Linked DNA regions of Homo sapiens: regions 2 and 3 are each linked to region 1. A link is an interaction called in ENCODE POLR2A ChIA-PET data of the cell type or tissue named here. Cell type or tissue: PC-9. All regions are shown on one strand. Links, peaks and the distances in the headings refer to the core of each region. The heading gives the core; the rest is flanking DNA.

Evidence for each region. Peaks named below come from ENCODE experiments on the same cell type or tissue, not always from the same donor. Only the 100,000 strongest peaks of a DNase experiment are listed, where the experiment ranks them.
Region 2: POLR2A ChIA-PET joins it to region 1 with 5 read pairs; 2 of 35 experiments call an interaction of 5 or more read pairs at or near these places.
Region 3: POLR2A ChIA-PET joins it to region 1 with 5 read pairs; 2 of 35 experiments call an interaction of 5 or more read pairs at or near these places.

Annotation. Positions count from the first base shown.
Region 1 is chr6:18,277,193-18,285,177 of GRCh38, reverse strand. No RefSeq gene overlaps it. Among named protein-coding and RNA genes, the nearest start is that of DEK, 17 kb to the right of the region's middle. In PC-9, for the core only: no CTCF peak of the experiment used is centred there; a DNase peak (open chromatin) is centred at 4,897.
Region 2 is chr6:17,874,046-17,882,030 of GRCh38, reverse strand. The region is part of intron 3 of KIF13A (kinesin family member 13A); the gene reads left to right. Among named protein-coding and RNA genes, the nearest start is that of KIF13A, 110 kb to the left of the region's middle. In PC-9, for the core only: no CTCF peak of the experiment used is centred there; DNase peaks (open chromatin) are centred at 4,230, 4,640 and 5,770; H3K27ac peaks cover 4,318 bases.
Region 3 is chr6:17,245,816-17,253,800 of GRCh38, reverse strand. No RefSeq gene overlaps it. Among named protein-coding and RNA genes, the nearest start is that of RBM24, 32 kb to the left of the region's middle. In PC-9, for the core only: no CTCF peak of the experiment used is centred there; no DNase peak of the experiment used is centred there.

The sequences.
Region 1 (7,985 bases), core at 1,901-6,900:
GTAGCTGAGATTACAGGTGTGTGCCACCATGCCTGGCTAATTTTTGTATTTTTAATAGAGGAGGGTTTCACTATGTTGGCCAGCCTGGTCTTGAACTCCTGACCTCATGATCCACCCACCTTGGCCTCCCAAAGTGCTGGGATTACAGGTATGAGCCACTATGCCTGGCTGAGAGTATGACTTTAGAAGAAAACAAATCATGACTAATTAAATATTATGGGGGAAAGTATTGTTAAAAGCAGTTGCTTGACTTTTTTTCCGTGTGTGTGTGTGTGTGTGTGTGTATGTGTGTGTGTGTGTGTGTGTGAAAAGCAAGGTCTTGCTATGTTGCCCAGGCTGGTCTCAAACTCCATGCCTCAAGCGATCCTCCCGCCTCTGCCTCCCTAAGTGGCGGGATTACAGGTGTGAGCCACCATACCTGGCTAGCTTGAAAATTTAAAGCAAGATTTCATGAGGCATTAATTACGCACTCTCCAAAAAAGGGGACAAAGGTGGGAAGGGGCACACATTCTGTCAACGTTCCCAAGCTGCAGACCAGGAAGCTGACCCCTGCCAAGAGAATGGCTGAGGGCCAGTTGCTTTCTGTACTAGGCCCAAAGTAGAGCCTTTCAAAGTGTTTACAAAGGTTTTCTATGAACCTCCTAATTCAGAGAATAGCCTTTGCCTTTCGGGATATGGAAACAAATGCATTGGAAGAATGGTAGTGAAAGAGAAAGAGAGCCCTCTCCAGATGCAAGGCTTTCTCCTAGGGTAGAAGTGTTAAGATTCCATTGTAATGAGGCAATTGTTCACCTCTTCATGTAAGAAATAACATAGGCCATAATAAATAACAAAGCATAATAAATAACAAAGGCCAAAAGAAGCAGATTAAAATGTATAAATTCTGGCCAAGCCTGTAATCCCAGCACTCTGGGAGGCCAAGGCGGGCTGATCACCTGAGGTCAGGAGTTCAAGACCAGCCTGGACAACATGGTAAAACCCTGACTCTACTAAAAACACAAAAAAATTAGCCAGGCATGGCACCTGTAATCCTGGCTACTTGGGAGTCTGAGGCAGGAGAATCGCTTGAACCTGGGAGGCAGAGGTTGCAGTGAGCCGAGACTGTACCATTGCACTCCAGCCTGGGCAATAAGAATGAAACTCCATCTAAAAAAAAAAAAAAAAAAAAAAAAAAAAAAATATATATATATATATATATATATATATATATATAAAAATTCATGGAACTGAAGGTAAAATTTGTACTACTGCTAAATTGTTAGATTTGTCTCAGATTAATAAATATTTTGTATAGAACAATGACTCTTGAACCCTACCAGACTAATGTTCATTTTTAAAACAAATATTTTGTGAGCTACCCCTTTTATATCTTGAAGTGAAATAGAAAATATAGCCAAATACATACATACTTTAAAAACAAAACAATTCAACCTCCTGATTATAACATAAAGGAGACATAAAGTAAATTCTAATAAAGTAGTATACATTTTAATTTACATAAAGTAAATTCTAATAAAGTAGTACACATTTTAATTTATAACTGCTCTGGCAGGATGATGACACTAAAAGACAGAACTCCTAAAAAGCCTCGAATAAAAAGTTATCGTGCAGTAAAGAATCACCTGCAAAGTGCAGTGGCTCATGTCTATAATTCCAGCACTTTGGGAGGCCAAGGTGGGCGGATCACTTGAGGTCAGGAGTTTGAGACCACCCTGGCCAATATGGCAAAACCCCATCTCTACTAAAAATACAAAAATTAGCCGGGTGTGGTGGTATGAGCCTGTAGTCCCAACTACTCCAGAGGCTGAGGCAGGAGAATGGCTTGAACCTGGGAGGTAGAGGTTGCTGTGAGCTGAGATCACACCACTGCACTACAGCTGGGTGACAGAGCAAGACTCTGTTTAAAAAAAAAAAAAAAAAATGCAATGGAGAGTGTGCAAATTTATCATATTATAGATGTCTTGTAAATCACCAAAAGTTTATGAAATTATTTTTTTAAATGTATGTTTAAAGACATCTTGATTATTAAGGATTCATTCTGCTTTGGAACACATTTTTTATTTTTTAACCATTCAACATTTATTATGTCCTACTATGTGCTATCCCTGGGGATACAGAGATGAAAAAAAAAAAAAACCATGCTTCCTACTCTCAAGGAGCTCACAGTCTAATGAGGGAGACTGACAAATAATTAGACAATGACAATACAGTGCACTAAGTGCTGTGATTGAGGGAAATTTTGAGGTAACACCTGAATTATCTTGAAGTTCATGTATGAGATATAAAAACACACCTTTTTGCTATTATTTTCTAGGCTTGTGTATATGCATGTAAATTCATAGTAAAACATCTGGAAGGATCACACCAAACTAAACATTTCTATTCCACAAGTATTTCCTAAATGTGTCAAGTGCTTTTCTAGGCATTTGGGATATATCACCAAACATAACAGACCAAGATCTCTGCCCTAGTTGCAAAGTCTTTTCAGAATTAGGAAATAGCTCAGATATCTTTTTTTTTTTTTTTTTTTTTTAGAAGGAGTCTTGCTTTGTTGCCCAGGCTGGAGTGCAGTGGTACGATCTTGGCTCGCGGCAACCTCAGCCTCCCAGGTTCAAGCGATTCTCCTGCCTCAGCCTCCTGAGTAGCGGGGACTACAGGCACGTGCCACCACACCCGACTAATTTTTGTATTTTTAGTAGAGACTGGGTTTCACCATGTTAGCCAGGATGATCAGGAGATCTCGTGATCCACCCACCTTGACCTCCCAAAGTGCTGGGATTATAGGCGTGAGCCACCACGCCTGGCCAGATATCTTAAAATGAGTATATAATCATCTATAGACTCACTCCACAGCTTGTATCTATTAGGGAAGCAATGTGGAATGTTAGAAGGGTATGCAACCTTGATCAAGATGCTCCCTTCTCTGAATCACAGATCTGTATAAAGGGAATAATAATGGCTACTTCTTAGGTCCGTAAAGATATTTTCTTAATGTAGGTAAAGTACCTCAATAAATGGTAGTAAATTGTGGTACTAGCAAGAATATCTCTCTAAATGTTCTCTCAAGATTGAATTCAATCCTTTCAGTGCCTATATATGAGGACAAATTATTTTACAACTAGTGAGAGTAGATCTTCAAGACAGATGATCTTGAAAGACAAAAGCATCAAGAAGTAGGACTTCCAGGCCAGGTGTGGTGGGTTGTGCCTGTAATCCCAGCACTTCAGGAGGCCAAGGCCGGAGGAATGCCTGAGCCCAGGAGTTCGAGGCTGCAGTGAACTATGATTGTGCCACTGCACTCCAGTCTGGGTAACAGAGCAAGACACTGTCTCTTAAATAAAAAGAAGAAGAAAGAAGAAGAAGAAAGGAGGAAGGAGGAAGAGGAAGAAGAGGAAGAGGAGGAGGAAGAGGAGGGAGAGGACGAAGACAAGGAAGATGAAGAAAAGTAGGAAGAAGAAGAACGAAGAAGAAGGAGAAAGAAGAAGAAAAGAAGAAGAAGAACAACAACAAAAAACTAGTACTACTACTGCCAGGAGAAGCTTTAATTAATAAGATTTTGAGGCTGGACACAGTGGCTCACACCTATCATCCCAGCACTTTGGGAGGCCAAGGCAGGTGAATTGCTTGAGCTCAGGGCTTTGAGACCAGCCTGGGAGCCTGGACCAGTGTGGACTTGGCTGGCTGAATATGTTTGCTCCCGGCCAAAATGGCAAAACTCAGTCTCTACAAAAAAAAAAAAAAAAAATAGCCAGGCATGGTGGTGCACACTTGTGGTACCAGCTACTCAGGAGGCTGAAGTAGAAGGATTGCTTGAGCCCAGGAGGTCAAGGCTGCAGTGAACCTAGATGGCGTCACTGCACTCCAGCCTGGGTGACAGAGCGAGACCCTGTCTCAGGAAAAAAAAAAAAAAAAAAAAAAGAAAAGGAAATAGAATTTTGAGAGCTAGAACCTCCAGTGATAGTTTCCATTAGTTCATATGAAAATCTCCGGGATAGGGTGTGAAAGCTAACCATTCCTGAATGATTGGCTGATTTATTAAGTCATGCTCTTCACACACCCATGACCTTACTCCTTCCTCTCTCTACACTCAGCTCTCTTAGTGTACTACTCTTTTCTTGTGTCAGTCAGTTGAAGTAGTTCCATTCAATATAATGAAAAACCTAGGATGCTGCTATAGAGTAGTTCACTGCCTTTGTAAATGACCTACATTGCCTTTAATGCCATGCTTTTTTTAAATTTTTATTTTAAAAAAAATTAATTGTAGACACAGGTCTTGCCATCTTTCCCAAGCTGTCTCCAACTCCCAGGCTCAAGCAATTCTCCCGCCTCAGCCTCCCGAAGTGCTGGGATTACAGTTGTGAGCCACTGCTCCCAGCCTAATGCCACACTCTGAGTTTTGTTGAATATCTAGCTGAGATTTGCAACCACTTTGCTGTCACTGCTACATTATTAAATTCATATATAAATTCATTTCAAATGAACAAAATTCTCATTACTACAAGAATTGGAAAGAATATAAAATTCAATGTCTATTCTCAGTTTGGATTATACTTATGAGCACTTCGGTATTCATCTGTAGAAAGAAATGATTAAAATCTAGATGACTTTTAAAGTGCCTTCTAATTTTAATACTCTATAACGCTATTACTTCTACATAGCTGAATCATTGGTAAGTTATCATAGCTCAATGAAATAAGGCAATTTGTAGTGTAGGCTGCACTAAGGCTATGCTCTCCGTGGCCAAAGTTATTTCTTAGAATACTGAGCTAAAAATGTAACTGCATTCTGCAACCTATGCAAACATGTTCTAACTGATGGGAGGGGAAAAAAATTCAATTCAGAGTGCCAACAATTCCTCTGTGAGTTAGCGTGGCAGGGATAGCGTAGGGTCAGTGAAGCATCAAGTTACAGACCAAATTAAAGGTCTGGAGAAGAGTGGCAGAGTCTAATCATCCATCGTCTGAGGTTGCCAAAACTGGATCTACCACCCTTACTCACTCACAAAGGACCGTTCTATGGAGGCTAAGCATACAGACTTTGGGCTTCAAACATCTTTTTTTAAAAAAAGGTCTTCTCGTTCCAAATAGATCTTTATGAAATTATTTCCTTGAAGCTCTCAGTTCTGTCATTTTAAAATTTCCATCAAAAAGTAATCAAAACCTAATGCTTACAGTGTTCTGCCACAAATAAAAAATTATTGTGGGTTTTTGTTCCTATTAAAAACATATGCAACATATACATATTTATAGAAGTCCCAGAACCAGTGTACACACGTCCACAAAAACCTTAGGAAAATAATGTTAATAGTTTTGCCTAAACCAATAAATTTTATATTGTGCTCTGTCCATGACTACCCTTACTAAGCTAACACTTTGCAAAGGTCAGCAAGCAATGAATATTTCTGCATATTTTGTGGCATAGGTTGCAAACATTAGATCTATAGGGATGAATTAAGGTCACTTTTAAAATTCAGACAGTATTTTCTGGACTTGGTTGACCGAATCATGCGCATCTGCACTATTTTTCCTGGGGGAAAGTTAATTTTAGAAAGGAGAAAAAGTTTGCCAGGAAAACAATCACATTGGCTCAATCTCTAGACAGTGATTCTTTTCTTAAAAGTTCAAAATGCTTTACAGACAGCCTCCTGCTTGTCCTTAATATCCTTGAAAGCGGGTATGGAATATCATCCCTATTTCATAACAGGCATCTGGTTTCATAAAAAGAAATGTAAGCTTTAATGTTATAACTACTTAAGGGTACTTTAAAAAATTGGTCCTTCACCTCAATTTTTCAAAAGACAGAAAATAAAAATCTTTATTTTCCCTGGTAGTTACCTTCTGATAGTTGGATAAGTACTTATAATGGTTCAGGTACATATATGAATATATGAAAAGTAGCAGACATGCATCGATGACAAAGTTCAAGATGGAGAAACATTTAGTATTTCTGTAAATATGATATAATTTACAGACTCTCTTAATCAATTCAGGATAGAAGAACTTGGTTCAAATAATTAGGAGTGAAAACAGGATCTAAATTAATTAATATGATCACTGTTCCTTCTAGTTCCTAGAGATAATAGTCCATTTGAGTCTTTAGCCTTAAAGTAAGAAAAATGTAAAAATGTCAATGGGCTGCATTCCATCATCGACAAAAAGTCAAGGGAGCAGTGAAGGAAGATTTTCTGATTCTCTGGAGAATGGGCCTCAGCCCCTTCTAATTGTCAGGGTACTTGTGAAGGAATTCTTATATTTTAAAAATTGATATTTAAAAGCTGTTTAACCAGGTCTCCTAGAAGTATGCATTTCCCCCAATGTTATATCAGAGTTTCAAATGAATGTTAACTCTCCCTTTCCAAAATTGCTGTCTCGGACAAGGCGCTATGGCTCACTCCTGTAATCCCAGAACTTTGGGAGGCCGAAGCGGGTGGATCACTTGAGGTCAGGGGTTCGAGACCAGCCTGGCCAACATGGTGAAACCCTGTCTCTACTGAAAATACAAAAATTAGCCAGGCATGGTGGCGTATACCTGTAATCCCAGCTACTCGGGAGGCTGAGGCAGGAGAATCACTTGAACCCTGGAGGCGGAGGTCGCAGTGAGCCGAGATCGGGCCACAGCACTCCAGCCTGAGCGACAGAGCGAAACTCCGTCTCAAAAAATAAAAACGAAATTTAAAAAAATTACCTTCTCAGATCCAATGATACCGCACCAATCACATTAATCAACTTGAGGGGAACTGGCTTTCATCCCTTTCACTGTTTTTATTTTCAATTCACACTAATAGTTTCAACTGATGCTTAGCCACAGTGGGTGGCCCCTCTCTCTTCTTTGCGGACCTTACAGATACTTGGGGGTATGTTGCGGGGGCGGGCATCACAATCACCTGAGGTGCTTTTTAAATCTACTCAAGCCTGAACACACACACGCATGCAGGCACGCACACGCACACACACCAGATTTCTGAATCGAGATTTCAGAGTGGGGTCCAGCTTTTTTCCCCAGCGCCTAAGAGCTTTTGCTTTAAGTTGTTATAAAGTTGTAGCACCGCAGTCACCCTGAAAACCTTGTACACTTATCATAATAGTTAAGGGGGGAAAAAACCACCTCAGCCTGTGCCGATACCAAAGGTAAGACAGTGCATTTACTTTGATCAAGAATCAATATTCCTCCCAAAGTTAGGATAGTAAAGGAAGTGGGGGCGGGGGGAAGGTATGTTATGGAAGGAGAAGGAGTTATCACCTTTCAGCCTGGAAATTGTTACAGACCCTAGGGGAGATCTTTGCGTCCGTGTTTGCGCCACACACCTGGAAAGGGTGGATTACTCCTGCCAGCCCTGACCTCAGAGCCGGGGGTGCGGGTTTCCAGAGCTTCCCGGGGGCGGGGAAGAAAAGTCGGGAGTGGAGCTTGGAGAAGAGGTGGGGGTCCGGCGGACGGCGGAGGGGAAACGCGGATGCCCGAGGGTCTGATCCCCCGTGGGCCGCCCGCCGCGGCTTCAGCTCTGCGCGGAGGGGACCTGGGGACGGAGAAAGGGAAGGAGCAGAAGGGGAGGCGGTGACAGCCTCGGGGAGGCCGAACTGGCCCCTCGCAGAGGCTCCAGGCAGCTCGAGGGCGAACGCTGCACCCCGTGCCCCTCCTTACCTTGCGCCCGAGGTCCAAGTAAGGAGCAGGGAGACCCCGGGAGGCGCAGGGCTCCCGCCAAGGCGCGCGCGCGCTCGGGGTCCGCTATCAGCTTCTTCAGGCTGCGGGTTCAGGTATGGAAGACATTCAGGTCGCCTAGCTACCAGCCCCTTGGCGCGTCTCGGACCCCTCCTCGGCCCTCGCCCCGGCGGCCCTCTGCCCCGCTCCCCTCCGCCCCGCGGGCGCCCTCAGAGCCTCTCTGGCTGCTGATTCCGAAGAGTTTTGGCCCCTCTCCGCGGCCGGCCCTCCCTCCGCGCGCGCGCACTCACCTTCCCCACAAACGCACCCTCTTTAGGAAGGAGGCAGCG
Region 2 (7,985 bases), core at 1,853-6,852, 400 kb after region 1:
AACATAGAAGATCTTACTTCTTTTTTTATTTTTTTGAGACAGAGTCTTGCTCTGTTGCCCAGGCTGGAGTGCAGTGGCACAATCTCAGCTCACTGCAACCTCAGTCTCCCGGGTTCAAGCATTTCTCATGCCTCAGCCTCCCGAGTAGCTGGAATAACAGGCACATGCCACCATACCCAGCTAATTTTTGTATTTTCAGTAGAGACAAGGTTTCACCATGTTGGCCAGGAGGGTCTCAAACTCCTGATCTCAAGTAATCCGCCTGCCTCCACCTCCCAAAGTGCTAGGGTTACAGCCGTGAGCCCTGTGCCTGGCCATTGCTGCTGCTTTTTTTTGAGACACAGTCTAGCTCTGTCGCCAGGCTGGAGTGCAGTGGCGCAATCGCAGCTCACTGCAACCTCCGCTTCCTGAGTTCAAGTGATTCTCCTGCCTCAGCCTTCCGAGTAGCTGGGATTACAGGCGTGCACTGCCGCACCCAGCTAATTTTTGTATATTTAGTAGAGACAGGGTTTCACCATATGTTGGCCAGGATGGTCTCGATCTCCTGACCTCATAAGCCACTGTGCCTGGCCTTTTTTTTTTTTTTTAACTGTAAATTGACTTTTGCTGAAATGCCATCAGAGATGACTTTTAAGTAAAAGTGGAGTTTAACTGTACTACATCCTATTCGTAAGTCATGGAACTTCATTACCTCAGATTATATATATCTCTCAACACATTTGCCTTATTAAAAACAGCTTTAGTAACTTTATTAGATGTTCAGTGGTTCACAAAAATGCAAAGCTAACATTTTTAAGAGCCTGATAAAGGTGGAGCAGATGTACCACAAGCTGCAGGGAATTAAATCCTGGTATGAGTTTTATAAGTTGCAAACTAAGAGGAAGGAGTGGGATTCTGAGAAGGTGGAGTCAAATTTTGTTGAAAACAGTGAAGGCAATAGCTTTCAGATTTCAAAAACGACTACAAAACATCTATGCTTTTGGCTGTTTTTTCCGTTGAAAAGCTATGAATGCCTTTGCAAAAAAAATGTTCTCACAATGTTGGCTCTTATTGATAAAATGTAAAATTTATACTTGGTTGGCATTTTGTTGTTTTACTCAGCTGTATGCATTAAGAAGTCTGCTGGGCCAGGTACAGTGGCTCAGCACTTTGGGAGGTCGAGGTGGGAGAATTGCTTGGGGTCAGGAGTTCGATACTAACTTGGGCAATGTTGCAAGACCCCATCTTTGCAACAACAGCAAAATTAGACAAGTATGGTGGCATGTGCCTGTAGTCCTAGCTACTCGGGAGGCTGCTTGAGCCCAGGAGTTTGAGGTTACAGTGAACTGTGATTGCCTCAAGCCCCACTGCAGTCTCTGGCCTGGACAACAGAGCAAGACCTTTTTTTTTTTTTTTTTTTTTTTGAGACAGAGTCTCGCCCTGTCACCTGGGCTGGAGTGCAATGGTGCGATCTTGGCTCACTGCAACCTCCGCCTCCTGGGTTCAAATGATTCTCCTATCTCAGCCTCCCAAGTAGCTGGGATTACAGGTGCGTGCCTCCACGCTTGGCTAATTTTTTGTATCTTTAGTAGAGATGGGGTTTCACCATGTTGGTCAGGCTGCTCTTGAACTCCTGACCTCAGGTGATCCGCCCGCCTTGGCCTCCCAAAGTGCTGGGATTACAGCTGTGAGCCACTGAGCCTGGCCCAATTAGAAGTCTTAAATAACATTTTTCTAGTATAATATGGTGGGTTTGCAAAAAATAAGACTTTATTTTTCTTCAGTCATCGGTTTCTGGCCAGCCATGGTGGTTCATAACTGTAATCCCAGCACTTTGGGAAGCCAAAGCAGGAAGATCACTTGAGGCTAGGAGAATTCGAGACTAGCTTGGGCAACACAGCGAGCCCCCATCTCTACAAAAAATAACAATTAGCTGGGCATGGTGGCATGCGCCTGTAGTCCCAGCTACTCTTGGGAGGATCGCTTGAGCTGGGAGGTTGAGGCTGCAGTGAGCTATGACCATGCCACTGCATTCCAGCCTAGGTGACAGAGCAAGACCCTCTCTCTAAAATAAAGTTTTTAAAAAATTAGAAAAAAACAAAGTAGTCAGTTTCCAAGGAATAAGTCTTGAGAAATTGGTTTTCTCCCTTTTGAAATGTCAATGTATTTTGTATGGGAAAATCAAAACTACTGTAAAGACCTAAGAAAAGCATGTCTCCTTTTGTAACAAACCTTGTGTTATTCATATAATTACATTTTGGCATGAAAGGAAGGGTAATAGTTTGTAAATAGTTTATGGAACTAACAAGAGATTGCAAGGGAAATGTCAAGGACATGACAAAGGAATTAATTTAAACATCTTTAAAACTGCATTAGTAACGGCCATAATTTTTCTAGTGACAGTCAAACAAATAAATGTTCTAATTTCTGTGCAGACTACAAATTGTGCATGATATGCCCTTGCTTGTTTATCCACCTGAACCATGGAATAATGATGCTGAAGGGGACCCCAGTGCTCATCTAGTGACCGAATCCTTATTTGACCATTGCAGGAATCAAGTTCCCCCAAACCATGCATGTGAAAGTAATGAAACATCTAAAAATATATCCTGCAGCTTGAACCTCTGCTTACTCATAATAGTTCTTACATCCACTCCATGCTCTTGTCTGTGTTCCAACTCCTTCCCCTGGTAATATGTTTATTAATTGAAAAAATATTACATACAGTGCCTGCCCTGTATGAAATACTGAAACAGGCACTATGGGGTGCATGGAACATAGTTCCTGCTGCCATGGAGCTCACCATTTAGATTTGGAAGTAAGACCCACACAGAAGAACCAAGGCATAAAACAGGACCGTATGTAAATCAGTGTCAAGGGAGCTACAAACTGCTGTAAAATTTCATAGGAGGGAAAGGGGATTGGGAGATCACTTCCAGCTGAGAAAAGAATACAACAAAAATTTTTCTATTCACTTGCTTTGAGTTTTAGGGAAATCATGTAGATTTCTGGACTTCAGCTTTCTTCCTAGTAAATGTTTAATAAAATAACAACCTATACTCCAAGACTGGTTTGAGGTATCACCATTCTAAAATGCCTGTGATCAGAGATTTTGAAATTCAAGACATAATGCAGTTCAAAGGGTGCTGCTCTTTGGCAAGCAAAGAACAGTTGTATCTATCAGTATTGTTAGGACTCTTTTCATCTGCAGGGTTTTAATATTTGTCTGAATTCTAGGGGGCAAATGCTTAAAATGAAAATGGTCTCGTGCCCTTTTATTGGCAAAAACAACTTTAAATGATTAACTCTTTGATTGTTAGAAGTTTTCACAGACTTTGGAATAATTCTTACTGACAGGTAGACCCTCAAAATTTGGGGTAGATCTCTTTTATTTTAAGTAGCATTACTATGAATGTAAATGTCTAGCTTTCTAACTTTATTTGAAGAATAGCAAATTGTTAAATTAAGTTTGACCTGGATGCAGTGGCTCATGCCTGTAATACCACACTTTGGGAAGCCAAGACAGGAGGATCGCTTGATCCCAGAAGTTAAGACCAGCCTTGGCAACACAACATGACCCTGTCTCTATAAAGAAAACAAAAATGAAAAAAAAAAAAAAAGTTAGAGGTAGGCATGAAAAATTAACATGTAGAAAATAAATTATTATTCCACTACATATAGCAATAACTGAAGAAGTGAATAAATGATTATTCCACTATATATAACAATAACTGTGTTCAAAACACAGTCCTTGAACACACAGGCACTCTCTGCCCCAGTGCCTTTGCACCTGCTATTCCATCTGGCTGTCATGCTTTTCCACAGGCTTTCATAGGACCTGCTCCAGTTTTTTCCAGTGCCCCCTTGCTGTTACATTTTTGTGTCACTGATTACCTCCTGGCGTCATATGTGTTTATTGGTTGCTTGCATATTGCTTCTCTCCCTTCACCTCACTGGGAGCTTCATAAGGGACATGAATAATATAAGTATTACTACAGATAATGCAAGTAATAGGATACTCATGAGCTCCACGAGTCTTTGCATGTTTTTTGACTGCTATAATTCTAGCGCTTAGCACACAATAGGTACTCAATAAATATTTGTGAATGGATAAGTGAATTAATGAATTAGATGGCTACTACTAGGCCTGATTTGTAGTCATGCTCAGTAAATACTGACTGCAAATTTTTTTAGTGCAGAAACCAGAAGTTATTGAAAGCAGCACAGAATGAGGTTGAAAACCAAAGGTTCTTGGTGGGAGGATTTTTTTTTTCTTAATATTTAGGATGACGCATGTCACTGAAATTCACCATGGATCAAGCTTGGGCACAGTGCCCGGGATATAAGAAGGAGAGCGGTAAAGATACTTCAAAAAAAACAAAAAGAAAAGAAAAGAAAGGAAAATAGCCTCTATTGGCTGTTTAAAGTAAGGAGAGTTGACTTAGGTCAAAAGAAAAGGGAAATGTCCTGGAAATAAAAGTTAAGTATTATAAGATGCCATTAAAGGGAGTTTGTGGAATCTCCTTTTCTGGAGATGTTTAAAAACAAGATAGATCATCATCTCTTAGAAGTGTTGAAGTTCAGTCCTACCCAGAGGCAGGAAGATTAACTGGATTACGCCTGTGTGGTCGGTCTCTAGAGTCATTGGAAGAGCCCTTGAATGCAGTAAATATTCCACATTCTCTTGGCTGAAACTATTGTTTCATAACTGTTCATTTGAAACTTGGTTATTATAAAACCAGAGTGAATGTTTGTTTAAGTAACAAAATTGAATTTGGATCTCGGGTTGATGATGTAAGTTGAGTACATCATATATACCTAAATCAGTTTTAAAAACATTAAAATAAAGTATATATAGTGCTGAAACTATTCAGAACATAACTTAGTCTTTTTTTTTTTTTTTTTTTGGCAAGAGAGAGAGAACATTGCGTATAACTTACTAGTCTTTTATAATGTAAAAAAATGCCTGTTTCCCTGCGAGATCTTAATGCCATTAAGTACATCAATAAGTAATTATAAAGTGACTACTATAAACATTGCAGGCTTCAAAGATGAATTCGATATGGATCCTGCTTTCAGGGAACTTAGTCTACAAGTGGAGATGAAACATATATACAGGCCGGGCACAGTGGCTCATGCCTGTAATCCCAGCACTTTGGGAAGCCAAGGTGGGAGGATTGCTTGAACCCAAGAGTTTGATACCAGTCTGGGCAACATGGCGAAGTCCCATCTCTACAAAAAACACAAAAATTAGTTGGGCATGGTGGCATGTGCCTGTAGTCCCAGCTACTCAGGAGGCTGAGGAGGTAGGATCAATTGAGCTGATTGAGGCTGCAGTGAGCCATGATAGTGCCAGTGCACTCCAGTCTGGGCAACAGAGGGAGACCCTGTCTCTGAATGAATGAATGAATGAATGAATGAATGAATGCTGTCTCACACACACAGATCATATACATGATAAATGAAAAATAAAATAATTGAGATAGGAGCCATAAAAAAGGACTAAACAGTGTTGTAAGGTTTCAGAGAAAGAAAAGATGATTCCTTTGGATTTAACCAAGAATGCTTCTGGGAGGAAAAATGTATCGAACTGGGCCTTAAGGGGTATGACGTATTTTGAAGGGTGGAAATGAAGGAGAGAACAAGGACAGAGATGAAATTATACTTAGTAATTCTGAGGTAAGGACAAGTTCCACTGGAGCATGAGGAATTTGGGGTTAATAGGCTGGGAGGGCCTATTGTGGCTAGTCTCAAATGCCAGGCCAAAGAGCATGGGTTCTGTATGCTCAGTGCTTAAGATCTCTTGGAAGTGATTAAGCATTAAAGGATCCTGCCCATGGGAGGTTTGTAATTTGCTGTTTGGACTGCAAGAGATAAAGGGCAATAGCAGTGAGCCCAGGAAGGTAGCTGCTGAGTCACCTGGGCTGCATTTGCTAAGGGATATGCTGAGAAGTAGTAGTTCCAAGGCATGTTAATAAGTGTTAGTCCAAAAAGGGTCTCCTCACCAAAATGAATTGGGGAAATAAAATGTTAAACAATCAAATAGGCTTCTTTCCTGGACTTCATTTCTGAAAAGTCTCTGGAAGACTTTTTAGAGCCTTTAATATTGAGAATTTCATTGAGAATCTCAAATAGGATAAAACGTGCACCACTTCCAACATGATTTGGTCTTTTTTCATGGAGTAGCTCATGAAACTCTGGTTCCTTAGAACACACTTTGGGGAACATTGCTCTACACATTTGATAATAACAGCTGGAACACAAGTGGTGGTAATGGGCATGAAAAACAGCAGTTAGGGCCAGGCATGGTGGCTCACGCCTGTAATCTCAGCACTTTGGGAGGCTGAGGCAGGCAGATCATTTGAGGTCAGGAGTTTGAGTCCACCCTGGCCAACATGGTGAGACCTCGTCTCTACTAAAAATACAAAAATTAGCTGGGCATAGTGGTGCGTGCCTGTAGTCCCAGCTACTTGGGAGGCTGAGGCAGGAGAATTGCTTGAACCCAGGAGGCAGAGGCTGCAGTGAGCTGAGATCATGCCACTGCACTGCAGCCTGGGTGACAGAGTGAGACTCTGTCTCAAAAAAAAAAAAAAAAGGAAAAGAAAAAACAGCAGTTTGATGGGAGTCCTTACAGGGGAAGCACCAAGAAGCACCAGCCATTCCCGGTATATAGTAGGCATTCAGTAGCTATACAGAAAGTTAATTCATGTAAAAGTGAATTAATGATTTCATACCAGTAGATGTTGGTGTGGATGCGGTCAACAGGGAACACTTTTACATTGCTAGTGGAAATGTAAACTAGTACAACCACTATGGAAAACAGTGTGGAGATTCCTTAAAGAACTAAAAGTAGAACTACCATCTGATCCAACAATCCCACTCCTGGGTATCTATCCAGAGGAAAATAAGTCATTATACGAAAAAGATACTTGCACATGCATGTTTATAGTGGCACAGTTCACAATCGCAAAATCGTGGAACCAACCCAAATGTCCATCAGTCAACAAGTGGATAAAGGAACCATGCTGTGTGTGTGTGTGTGTGTGTGCGTGCGTGTGCGTGTGTGTGTGTGTGGTGGAATACTACTTAGCCATAAAAAGGAATGAATTAACGGCATTTGCAGCGACCTGCATGAGATTGGAGACTATTGTTCTAAATGAAGTAATTCAGGAATGGAAAACCAAACGTTGTATGTCCTCACTGATATGTGGGAGCTAAGCTATGAGGACAGAAAGGCATAAGAATGATACAGGGGAGTTTGGGGATTTGAGGGGAAGAGTGGGAGAGGGGCGAGGGATAAAAGACTACAAATATGATGCAGTGTACACTGCTCAGGTGATGGGTGCACCAAAATCTCACAAATCACCACTAAAGAACTAACTCATGTAACCAAATACCACCTGTACCCCAATAACTTATAGAAAAATAAAAAAAGATAAAACATGAAATTAGCCAGGCATGGTGGCGAGCACCTGTAGTCCCAGCTACCCAGGAGGCTGAAGGCAGGAGAATTACTTGAGCCCGGGAGGCAGAGGTTGCGGTGAGCCGAGATCGCACCACTGCACTCCAGCCTGGGCAACAAAGCGAGACTCCAACTCAAAAAAAATTAAAATTTAAAAAATATGAAGAGATACTTTTACATGTAAAAGACATGCCAAATACTAAACATGTAAAATTGCTAAACATGTAAAGTTGCTTCACATCTTTACTTTTCGAGGAATTGTATATTAAAAATACAGTAAGAACCCCCCCCACCACCACCAAAAAACAAAAACAAAAACAAAAACATGCTTTGCTGGAGATTGCCTGCAGAGACAGAAGGGGAAAGGAGTGCAGGATGGGAATATGGAGAGTTTTGAACTTCAGTATGCTACAGATGATATCATGGAAAGCTAGGAGAAGGAACTGCTTTATATGAAAGTTGAGTATTGAGAAGCTGAGGGAGATCGACCTGGAAGGTTCCATGGTTGCTGAAACCATGGACTTGCGAGAGAAGATATTGTTTT
Region 3 (7,985 bases), core at 1,853-6,852, 1.0 Mb after region 1:
TTTTTTTTTGAGACAGAGTATCACTCTGTTGCCCACAGTGGAGTGCAGTGGTGTAATGATGGCTCACTGCAGCCTTGAACCCCTGGGCTCAAGCAATCCTCCCATCTCAGCCTCTCAAGGAGCCGGGACTACAGGTGTGTGCCACCACACCTGGCTAATTTTTATTTTTATTTTTTGTAGATATGGGTTCTTGCTATGTTATGCAGGCTGGTCTTGAACTCTTGGCCTCAAGTATCCTCCTGCCTTGGTCTCCCAAAATGCTAGGATTACAGGCATGAGCCAATGCACCTTACCAATTAGTGATGCTGACCATTGACCATTTGTTTCTCTTCTTTTGAGAAATGTTTATTTGTGTCCATTGCCCACTTTTTAATGAGATTATTTGTGGGTTTTTTTGTTGTTGAGTTGTTTGAATTCTTTGCAAATGCTGGCTGTTAGTCCCTTGTCAGATGCATAGTTTGCAAATATTTTCTCTCATTCAGGTTATCTGTTCACGCAATTAATTATTTATTTTGCTGTGCAGAAGTTTTTTAGTTTAATTAAGTCCTATTTGTCCAATTTTTGTTTTTGTGGCTTGTACTCTTCAGGTTTGAGTCATGCATTATTTGCCTAGACCAATGTCCAGAAGAGTTTTTCCTAAATCTTCTTCTAGTATTTTTATAGTTTCAGGTCTTACATTTAAGTATTTAATCTATCTCGAGTTTATTTTTATATGTGGTGAGAGATGGGGTCCAGTGTCATTCCTCTGCGTGTGACAAATTCAATTTTCCTGGGACCATTTATTGAATAGGGTGTCCTTTCCCCAGTGTATGTTCTTGTTGACTTTGTCAAAGATCAGTTGGCTGTAAATATGTGGCTTTATTTCTGGGTTCTCTATTCTGTTCCGTCGATCTATGTGTCTATTTTTATATCAGTATCAGGCTGTTTTGGTTACTGTAGCCTTGTAGTATAATTTGAACTCAGGTAATGTGATACCTTCAGCTTTGTTCTTTTTGCTTAGGCTTGCTTTAACTATTTTGACTCTTTTTTGGTTCTATATGAATTTTAGGATTTTCCCCCTAATTATGTGAAAAACAATGTGAAATTTTGATAGGAATTACATTGAATCTGTAAATTGCTTTGAACAGTATGGTCATTTTAATGATATTATTTCTTCTGATCCACGAGCATAGGATGTTTTTCCATTTGTTTGTGTCATCTACAATTTCTTTCATCAGTGTTTTGTGGTTTTCCTTGTAGAGATCTTTCACCTCATTGGTTAAATATATTCCTAGAGTTTTTTTTTAAACAAAACCAATTTATTTTAATTTAAAAAGTAGACCACATATAATATTTCTTGTGATGATGATCCCAGGCATTATTCTAGATTAGAGTTGCCAGATTTAGCAAAAAAAAAAAAAAAAAATAGTATTCCCAGGTAAATTTGAATTTCAGATAACAATAAATAAACCAATGATGGTATAGGCCATACTTATTCTAAAATGAAGTATTCATTGTTTATCTGAAATTCAGATTTTGCTGGGTGCACTTCATTTTATCTGTCAACCCTAACCTAGGTACTTAGGGTACTTCAGTGAACAGAAGTTTCATGCTCTTACAGAGCTTATATTTTACAGGAGAGAGTTGGACAAGACAATAAACATAGTTAATAAGTAAACTATATAGTATGTTAGAAGATAAATGTTTTAGAGTGAAAGAAAAAAGTAGGATCCCTTAACCTGGATGTGTGCATTTGTGGAGGACAGGTTCTCATTTTAAATAGGTAAGTGGAGACATAAGCCTCATTAGAAGGTGAGATTGGAAAAAACACACACACACATACACACACACACATGACACATCCCTCCAGAATTCAGTGGAAGAATATTCCAGGCTGAGGGACAGTGTCTAGAATATTTGAAGAACAGCAAGGGGATCAGTTGACTTGAGAAAAGTGAGGGAGAGTAAGAGAGGGAGAGTGGGAGGAGAGAACATGGGAAGCCAGATCCAAGGGCCTGGAGAGCCATTTTAAGGACTTTGGAGCCATTGCAGGATTTTGAGCAGAGGTGTGACCTCACCTGAGCTGTCTTTTTTAAAAGAATCTCTCTACCTGCTGTGTGGAATACATAAAAGTATAGAAGCAGAGAGACCATTAGAAAGTTTTCACAGCTCTCAAAGGGAGAGGTGATGGGGCTCAGGCTATGGTAGTGGCAGTAGAAGTCATGTGGAGTGGTGAGATTTGGGAGTATATTGAAGCTTGAACCAATAGGATTTCCTAAAGGTTAAAAATGGAGTGTGAGAGAAAGAAAGGATTTAAGGGTGATGTCAAGGATTCTATCCAAGCAAGTGCTTTATGCATGGCACCGTTGCAATGGCTTCTTTCTAAGAAGCTGTGGCAAATTTGTGGATTACAAATAAGTTAAAGGTTCATTTGGTGTGATTTATTGAGTTGAACCATTTGTTTTCTGACAGAATGTTTGCTGTTATATAAACACAGCCTACATGTAGAAAAGAAGCAGACAGAAAGCCTGTCCTGTCTACCTTTCCCACTGGAGTTTCCTTGTCAATGTGTCTCTCACCTTCTGCCACAGGTTGAAGAACACAAAGCTGTGCCTATTATTAACATTTTTGTAGAGTACACAAAACCAAAAACAATGTACTAGTTTTGTCAGACACCATGTAATTATTAGTCTTATGAAACATGTCAACCTTCTGTCTGGAGATATTTTAAAGAAGCTGTGTATTGCAATAGCAAAGACATGGAATCAACCTAGGTGCCCATCAACAGTGGACTGGATAAAGGAAATGTGGTACATATACACCATGGAATACTATGCAGCCATAAAAACGAATGAAATTACATCCTTTGCAGCAACATGGATGCAGCTGGAGGACATTATCTTAAGCGAATGAATGCAGGAACAGAAAACCAAATACTGCATGTTCTCACTTCTAAGTGGGAGCTAAACATTAAGTATACGTGCACATAAAGATGGGAACGATGGACACTGGCGACTGCTGGAGGCGGGTGGGAAAGAGTGGGGTGAGGGTTGAGGGATTGCCTTTTGGGTACTGTGCTCACTGCCTGGGTGACGGGATCATCAGTACCCCAAACCTCAGTGTTATATCGTGTTCCCATGTGACGCACCTGCACACGTATCCCCTGAATCTAAAATAAGAGTTGAAATTTTAAAAAAGAATCTGTGCATTGAAAGTTCTAAGGGCTGTTTGTGATTACATTGAAGTGTCATTTAGATAATACACTAACATACATCCATGGATGCAAATTAGAGCATGACCTACTCCTTCTTTGGGGAAACTAAAGACAACCAAAGACTATCATGTACTATAAATAGATTTTTATGGAGACGTTTTATTTTATTCCACCTGTTAGGATAAAGAGTGGGGCAGACAGCTTGCCAGCTTACCAAATGTTACCAATCCCTGAATGCTTCAGCCTCAGCGTAATTATATCCTTTTTATTTATTGATAAACACCATATGCCTGTCATGTCAGAGATCAGAGAATGTCAAGGAGTTATTCATTAGACTCTACTACAAAGCCTCCCTCATTATGCTCCACTTCGTTCATTCTTGCTAAGGCCTCACTTCTGAGGACCTCTTTCTCCAGGGGATTCACAAACAGAGTATTCAACTCAAATAGCCTGTCTTTGATAGTCGAGCCATTGGTGCTATCACTAATATGCAACTGCCTTCTCTCAGTCATTTGCCCTGATGTAGGGACACTATGATTCAAATAATTAAAAAAAAGAGAGAAGGCAATACAAATTATTTATAATTAGTTCAGAAATATATAAACTCACCTTGAAACATTTCACTCTTCCTAATTATAGTTTACACAGACTAAATATAAAGTTGATTTTTATCTTGTAAGTTTATATGAGCTGGTGGGGAGGGAGGCTTGTTTAGTGTCACAGATGGCAGTAATAGTGTTTTGGGATTAAAAAGAAAATATATTGCAGCACTTCTGGTTAAAAAAAAAAGTTGAGAGCTGTTTTTTGTTTGTTTGTTTGTTTTTGACAGAGTCTCGCTCTGTCGCCCAGGCTGGAGTGCAGTGGCACGATCTCAGCTCACTGCACTCTAGCCAGGGTGACAGAGCAAGACTCTGTCTCAAAAAAAAAAAAAAAGAGACTTTCTATTTTTTTCTATTTTATTAATTAAAAATAACCAGACAGCTTTTCAAACATCATACTGAAGCCCTAGCTATAAAACAAGAAAAGAAAATAAAAGGTATACAGATTGGGAAGGAAGAATTAAACTTTCTCCACAGATGACATGACTGTCTATTTAGAAAATATGAAAGAATTGACAAAAAACCCTCTAGGAACTAAAAATAGATTGTAGCAAGATTGCATGATACAAGGTTAATACACAAAAGTCAATCACTTTTCTATATGCAAGTAATGAACAAGTGGAACTTGAAATTAAAAACACAATACCATTTACATTAGTTCCTCCCCAAATGAAATACTTAGGTATAAATCTAACAAAACATATGAGGAATATGAGGAAAACTACAAGATTCTGATTAAAGATATCAAAGAAGAATTAAATAAATGGAGAGATATTCCATGTTCATGTATAGGAAGACTCAATATTGTCAAGATGTCTATTCTTTCCAACTTGATCTATAGACTCAAAGCAATTGCAATCTTAGCAAAAAATCCAGCAAACTATTTAGTGTATATCAGTCCACAAACTGACTCTAAAATTACAATGGACAGGCCAGAGACCCAGAATAAACAACACAATATTGAAGAAGAACAAAATTGGAAGGCTGACATTACCTGACTTTGACTTACTATGAAACTACAGTAATCGTGACAATATGGTATTTGTGAAAGTATAGATAAATAGATTGATGGGACAGAGTAGTGATCTTAGAAATAGAACCACATAGGCTGGGCATGGTGGCTCACACCTGTAATCCCAGCACTTTGGGAGGCCAATGCAGGTGGATCACGAGGTCAGGAGTTTGAGACCAGCCTGGGCAACATAGTGAAACTCTGTCTCTACTAAAAATACAAAAAATTGACTGGGCGTGGTGGTGGGTGCCTGTAATCCCAGCTACTTGGGAGGCTAATACAGGAGAATTGCTTGAACCAGGGAGGCAGAGGTTGCAGTGAGCCAAGATCATGCCACTGCACTCCAGCCCGGGCAACCATGCGAGACTCCATCTCAAACAAACAAACAAAAGGAAATAGAACCACATAAATATAGTCAACTGATCTTTGATGAAGCAAAGACAATAAAATGGAGCAAAGATAGTCTTTTCAACAAATGGTGCTGGAACTACTAGATATCCATACATTAAAAAAAAAAAAAAGAATCTAAGCCAAGTGCAGTGGCTCATGCCTATAATCCCAGGACTTTGGGAGGCTGAGGCAGGAGGATTGCTTGAGCTTAGGAGTTCAAGAACCAACCTGGGCAAAATGGTAAGCCCCAATCTCTACAAAAAATATATAAATTAGCCAGGCTTGGTGGTGTGCGCTTGTAGACCCAATTATTTGGGGGACTGAGGTGGAAGGATCACTTGAGCCTGGGAGGTCAAGGCTGCAATGAGTCATGATTGCACCACTGCACTCCAGCCTGGGTGACAAAGTGAGACCCTGTATTAAAAAAAAAAAAGAATGTAGACACAGACCTTACACTCTTTGTAAAAACTAAAATAGATCATGGACCTAAATGTAGAAATGTAAAACTATAAAACTCTTAGAAGATAATACAGGAGAAAAACCTAGGTGGTTTTGGGAATGGTGATGACTTTTTAGATATAACACCAAAGGTATGATCCATGAAAGAAATAATTGATAAGCTGGACTTTATTAAAATTTAAAACTTCTATGTGAAAGACGGTGTCAAGAGAATAAGAACAAGCCATAGACCAAGAGAAAATACTTGTAAAAGACACATCTCATAAAAGACTGTTAGATAAAATATAAAAAGAACTGTTAAAACTCAGAAAGCAAACAACCCAATTAGAAAACAGGCCAGCTGGGCGTGGTGGCTCACACCTGTAATCGGAGCACTTTGGGAGGTCAAGGTGGGTGTATTGCTTGAGCGCAGGAGTTCGAGACCAGTCTGGGCAACATGGTGAAACCTCATCTCTACGTAAAATACAAAAATTAGCTGGGCATGATGGCATGCGCCAGTACTCCCAGCTACTCAGGAGGCTGAGAATTGCCTGAGACCGGGAAGTTCAGGCTGCATTGAGCCATGATCACACCACTGCACTCCATCCTGGGTGACAGAGTGAGAGCCTGTCTCAAAAAAAAAAAAAAAAAAGGGCGGGGGGGCAAAAGACCTAAAGACCTTAACAGATATCTTACCAAAGAAGAGATAGTGATGGCAGATAAGAATATGAAGCATATGAAAAGATGTTTCACATCATATCAGGAAAATGCAATTTAAAGCAATAATGAGATGCCACTAACCACTTATTAAAATAGCCCACGTCCTGAACTCTGACACCACCGAATTTTTTCAGAGGTCTTCTTTCTGCATCTATCAACATAACTGTACAATTTTTCTCTTTTATTTCTATTAATGTGGTAAATTATATTGGTGCATTTTCCAATTTTAAACCAACCTTGTATTCTTTTTTTTTAAATTTAACTTTTGTTTTAAGTTATGGGGTACATGTGCATGTTCGTTATATAGGTAAACTTGGGGGTTTGCTGTACAGATTATTTTCTCACCCAGGTGTTAAGCTAGCACCCATTAGTTATTTTTCCTGATCCTCTGCTTCCTCTCACCCTTCACCCTCAAGTAGGCCCCAGTGTGTGTTTTTTCCCTCTATGTGTCCATGTGTTCTCATCGTTTAGCTCCCACTTATAAGTGAGAACAAGCAGTGTTGGTTTTGTTCCTGCGTTAGTTTGCTAAGGATAATGACCTCCAGCTCTATCCATGTTCCTGCAAAGGACATGATCTTGTTCTTTCTTATGACTGCATAGTATTCCATCATGTATATGTACCACACTTTCTTTATCCAGTCTCCCATCAATGGGCATTTAGATTGATTCCATGTATTTGCTATTATGAATAGTGCTGCAATGAACATACACATGCATGTTTCTTTATGGTAGAATGATTTATATTCCTTTGGGTACATACTCATTAATAGGCTTGCTGGGTTGAATGGTCTTTAGGTCTTTGAGGAATTGCCACACTGTCTTCCACAATGGTTGAACTAATTTACACTCCCACCAACAATGTATATGCATTTCTTTTTCTCTGCAACCTTGCCAGCATCTGCTATTTTTTAACTTTTTAATAATGGTCATTCTGACTGGTATAAGATAGTATCTCATTGTGATTTTGGATTGCATTTTTCTAATGATAGGTGATATAGAGCATTTTTTCATGATTCTTTGGCCACATGTATGTCTTCTTTTGAAAAGTGTTTGTTCATGTGCTTTGCCCACTTTTTTTTCTTGAGGTGGAGTTTCACTCTGTTGCCCAGGCTGGAGTGCAGTGGCACAATCTTGGTCACTGCAGTCTCCACCTCCCAGGTCCAAGCGATTCTCCTGCCTCAGCCTCTCAAGTAGCTGGGATTACAGGTGCATGCCACCATGCCTGGATAAGTTTTGTATTTTTAGTAGAGACTAAGTTTTACCATGTTGGCCAGGCTGGTTTCAACCTCCTGACCTCAGATGATCCACTCACTTTGGCCTCTCAAAGTGCTGGGATTAAGGTGTGAGCCACCATGCCTGGCCATTTGCCCACTTTTTAATGGGGTTGTTTGTTTTGTGTGTGTGTAAATTTGTTTAAGTTCCTTAAAGATGCTGGATATTAGACTTTCTTCAGATGCACAGTTTGCAAAAATTTTCTCCCATTCTGTAGTTTGTCTGTTCATTCTGTTAACAGGTTTTTTTTTCTTCTGTGCAGAAGCTCTTTAGTTTAATTAGATCCCATTTGTCAATTTTTGCTTTTGTTGCAATTGCTGTTTGTGTCTTCATCATGAAATCTTTGCCCATTCCTGTGTCC